Linked DNA regions of Homo sapiens: region 1 is linked to region 2. A link is an interaction called in ENCODE POLR2A ChIA-PET data of the cell type or tissue named here. Cell type or tissue: K562. All regions are shown on one strand. Region 1 overlaps COG5 (component of oligomeric golgi complex 5). Region 2 overlaps HBP1 (HMG-box transcription factor 1).

Region 1 (2,500 bases), 320 kb after region 2:
AGGCTGAATAAATTAAATTTCTCATTGTAAAACAGAACTTATTTATAATTTTAGACTCCTCTCTCTTTGCTTAACTGCCTGTGTCCCACAAATCTCAATCCCTAAATAATGTCACCACAAGGCTAAAGTCACATTGGAAGACACAGGCTTAGATGATATCTTCTAGAAAGCACAACACTGTTCTTGTCATAGAAACAAGACCGAACTTAAACCAGTGACAAGACCCATGAGTTCAACACATGCAACATCTAGAATCTCTTAGAATCCCCATATTAAATATATTCAAAGACTATGAAAAAGGTGTTGCTACTTTGAATTAGTTTTGGCAAAAAGAAAGAACAACTTCTATTGGGACACAGATCTTCTGCTGTTCTTCTAAATAAGGGAAAGATGTGCCTTAGAAAATAAATTGTTAAATAGCTAGAAAAATAATAACATGAAACTAATTTGAGTATTAAAAATTTCCACAAGACATGTCATCTTTTCAAAACAAAGTAATTTAATAGCAATAGACCCCAAAAACCAAAGTAAAGGTACTTGACAACATTCTTATATCCGTTTGTTCTTTGGGAGTACAGAAATTTTATATACATAAAATTTAAGTTTATATTTAATATTACCTCCAATTTCAAACTAAAAATAATGCATAAGCTCTCAACCTACACAGATTGTTATCAAAGTGATTTAAATTTACAATGCATATCCAATTTTACAGTCTTTGAGTGCCTATGAGAAACAGGCAAATACAAATTAGTTTCATCTAGCTTCCACTAATGGCAGAGTGAACTGGTCAGGCATAGTTTCCAGCAGATAAGCTCTAAACCTATATAAAGCACTTCTAAAAACACACCATAGTCATGTGCCACATAATGATGTTTTAATTAGTAACAGTGGTCCCATAAGATTATAATGGAGCTGAGAATTTCCTATTGCCTACGATGTCACAGCCACAGTGACCTTAGCATAATATGTCACCTGCTCTATGTTTAGATATATTTAAGTAGACAAGTACCACTGTGTTACAACTGCCTACAATATTCAATACAGCAACATCAATAGGATATACCATATAGCCTAGGTGTGTAGTAGGCTACATCATCTAGGTTTGTGTAAATACACTCTATGATGTTTACACAAAGATGAATCACCTAAAGACACATTTCTCAGAACATATCCCCATCATTAAACGATGAATAACTGCATTTGAAGGCGACAGAAATAACCAAAGAAAGATTTACTTTTAATTATAGAAATTGCAATGAGTAAGAATTCCAAGTCTGGTCATTTTTGTCTAATGGCACTCACTACCACAACTCCCATTCCAAGTCCCATAGATACAGACTTACATTCTGGAGATGGCTGAGAACAGGAATCAGGGCAGGCAGAGTAGTTATTTCACATAAAGCTGGGGACGAGGGGTCAGTGGGTGGAATCCTGAGAGCCACAGGAGCAAGACCAAATCCCCGCCTTATCATTAACATACATATGCGTGGCAGAGATCCAATGGGGATTTGGAGAAAAAAGCAATCGAAAGTCAGAGAGGAATCTACCCTTACAAGATCTGTAAAATGAGTGAGTCTGCTGCTTTTTCAGACTGATAGCATTCCCTAAACAGTGCACAGCTATAATGGCAGAAAGCTGGGGCCTTACTAACTTGCGGTGTCAGAGGACTGAGCTCATGGCTGGCACGGCAACTGAAAGGATAGGGAAGAAACACACAAAGGAAAAAGAGGTAAGGGCCATAATTTTAGTACCAACTTTGCCAGAATCCTTGGCGATAGCTAACTACACAGGTACAGGGAAAACCATAAGGTACTACACTCCCAAAGTGGCAGCTGTAAGATTAAAGAACTGAGCAAAACCAGCAACTACACAATGCAGGGAAAATAATGTACAGTTTAAGACCAGACAAGTTAAATTTGTTCTACAGGCTAGAACAAAAACAACATGAGCAATCCTCAGAGAACATAACAGAATCTACAATCAATAAAATGTACTATCCATAATGTCTAGTTTTCAACCAAAATTTATTTCACATGCAAATAAATGAGATAACATGATCCATATGCATGAAAAGGAAAAAAAAAGTCAATAGAAATTGATTCAGAGAGGGCTAATATGTGGGACTTAGCAAAGACTTCAAAGCAGCTACTATTTCACCTGAAGTAATTCAACACTAAGTAGACTGTGGTAATTAAAGATGCATGTTGCAATCTCCAGTGAATTTCTAAGAATTACAGTGTAATTCTTAGAAAAATAGTACAAGCACAGAGCTAAAAAGTGCACAAACAAAATAAAATAGAAGACACAAAAGTATTTGATTAACATAAAAGAAAGCAGAAAATTCCAAGAAAGGAAATCCCAGACTAGATGACTTCACAGGTGAGTTTGGCCAAATACTTTATTTCATTTATTTTTTATTTATTTTTACTCATTTTTTAATTATTTTTTTTTTTAAGAGACAAGGTCTCGCTATTCTGCTCAGGCTGGTCTTGAACTC
Region 2 (2,500 bases):
GTACTCCAGCCTGGGCATCAGAACGAGACTTCCTCTCCAAAAAAAAAAAAAAAAAAGAGTCAATGCCAGGAATTTTATGTCTGTTAAGTATGAAAGTGAGTATTTACTTAGAATGGAAAAATAAATCACAATGAATTAAAAAAAAATTAAAGCTGCCAGATACCTGCATATCACAAAATTCAGGGAAAAATGGCATACTCTAATATTCTTATTAATTGCCTGATATCAGTAACATTCACATTTTTCATATACTTATCAGCATTTACTTTGGTGCTTCATAATTTCTACTATCATTTTCTATAGAGAAACTAGAAACATAATTTTCTCCATAATTGTGGTTGAGTTTTTAAAAGTTATTGATCATAGCTTTAAAAAAAAGCTTTTCCCACAAGTTTTTATAGATAATGTAAAAATGTTTAGGAGTTTATCTTATACTTTTGAGGAGCCATTTAACCACTTTAAAGCAAAATATTGTTTGTGCTTACTCGACTGATAAATTATAGAATGAAGTTTTGATTTCACTTTCTAGTTTCATCTTAGTTTTGTAAACTCAGTGAACCACATTATGGAGAAAATTATGTTTCTAGTTTCTCCATAGAAAATGATAATAGAAATTATGAAGCACCAAAGTTTAGGAAAACAAGTTTCATAAGAATTTTTAGATGATGTCGTTTTAATATGTGACTTATCTTATATGACTCATCTTAAATACTTATTTGAATTGACAGTACTCCTAAAACAGTTTGTGGATGACTGCTTCTGCTATTAATGGGTTTTCTATTGTCTTGATCAATATAGTATTTCATGTTGAATGAGCATGAAATTACTAAGAACTTGTATAGATGTGGATTGGGCAGTGTCTGTGGGATGTAATATCTTTTATACCTACAACAATTCTGATAGGTAGATAGGTACTAGTCCCATTTTTTTTTACTTATTTTTAAAAATTTTTTAGAGATGGGATCTTGCTATGTTGCCCTGGTTGGTCTTGAACTCCTGGCTCAAGCGATCTTCCTGTCTTGGTCTCCCAAAGTGCTGGCATTGCAGGCCTGAGTGACTGGGCCTGGCCACTAGTCTTATTTACAAATAAAAAAAACAGGTCCAAATAAGAAAACAGGCCTAGAGATTTAATTGTTCAGGGCCATGAAAGTGGTAAGTGACCAAAACGAATCCACTAAGGGTTTTTGTTGTTGTTTTGTCTTTTCTTGTAGCCCGGTGGCAAACTAGAGTTGTAGACAAATACCTGTGAAATCTTTTGAAGTTTTGTTGAAAATACTCTAAAAGAACAGCATTACAGCCTCAGAGATGCTTTTGGTATAGAAAGTTGCATTTAATATACTTTGTTATGGAGGCTTGTTTTAGCATGTAATTATGTAATCCATTTAAAATACCTCAGTTTCAGAGATAGAAATTAATTGCAAATTACCTTTTCTTCACCTACTCTTTGAAAACAATTTGAGCGTGTAGTCTGGACTGGTTATGGAAATCCTTCAGGATTAGGGGAGAGCATATAGAAGATCCTGCTGTGGATTCCATGATGATGATGGAAAAGTAAGGATTCAGGGAATAATAGGCACTTGAAAGCAGGAAGTAACCCATGCTGGCTTATACCTTTTGTCTTTTTTCCCTCTCAGCTCTCGCCTTCAAAAAGAAAATGATCCCATTTAGTCATCATAGTCCTGTTTTCCTCATCCATAATAATACTTTATTCACAGAGTTGTTCTGAGTTTAAAATAAAATTAGATGAAGTACATGGAAGTGCTGTGTAGGTAAGCATTTTGTAAAACTGTTTCCTTCTTCATTCATTGAGACTTAGGTTTTTCTAGTTCTCTCTTTCTCTCCTGTCTTAAGATTTTGTGGATATTTGCTTCTGGAAGTTTGCATACCAAAAGCAATGGGGCATTCTAAGAAAGTAAAATTTGTAACACTGAACATGACATTTCAGAGTACAACTTCTGGAAAATAGATACTGAGAATCACTGATCTCGTGAAGAGATGACATGTGCAGAGTTAACTAAAATACAAGGCAAGCTGTGTTGAATCTGATACCAAAGCAGTATACAAAAGCATGAATGAACAATAGGGTTAGCTCTACCAGGAGATATTTGAAAGAGGAGCTTGTTTATCAAAATGAGTATGTAATTGGTATAATATATGTAGGGGAGTAAGAAATGTAAGGGCTTCCCTGGTATTCCTTTATTGTATTGGAGACCTTGCTTTCTTTCTTCAGAATAGTTGAGAATAGACAGAAGAGACAGAAAATTTCCATTTGTATGTAGTTTTGAATTTTGTTTTCATATATTGAATTCTCAGAATAGCCCTGTGAGGTAAGTAGAGGGACCGACCGTGAGTCTGAGATTGAGTGAGTGACCTGTCCCCGGTTACACAGCTAGTAAGAGTGAAACTGAAGTCTGTTGTCTTGAAGTGTAGCTTCTCTTACTGTATGGTAGCTTTACAGTAGCAGAACTTCAGTTTTCTCAGGACCAAACTTCTGATAGCC

What was found. Peaks named below come from ENCODE experiments on the same cell type or tissue, not always from the same donor. Only the 100,000 strongest peaks of a DNase experiment are listed, where the experiment ranks them.
Region 1: POLR2A ChIA-PET joins it to region 2 with 7 read pairs; 4 of 35 experiments call an interaction of 5 or more read pairs at or near these places.

What each region holds. Positions count from the first base shown.
Region 1 is chr7:107,493,508-107,496,007 of GRCh38, forward strand. The region is part of intron 6 of COG5 (component of oligomeric golgi complex 5); the gene reads right to left. Among named protein-coding and RNA genes, the nearest start is that of GPR22, 25 kb to the left of the region's middle. In K562, no CTCF peak of the experiment used is centred here; a DNase peak (open chromatin) is centred at 1,514.
Region 2 is chr7:107,171,823-107,174,322 of GRCh38, forward strand. The region is part of intron 1 of HBP1 (HMG-box transcription factor 1); the gene reads left to right. Among named protein-coding and RNA genes, the nearest start is that of HBP1, 4.1 kb to the left of the region's middle. In K562, no CTCF peak of the experiment used is centred here; no DNase peak of the experiment used is centred here.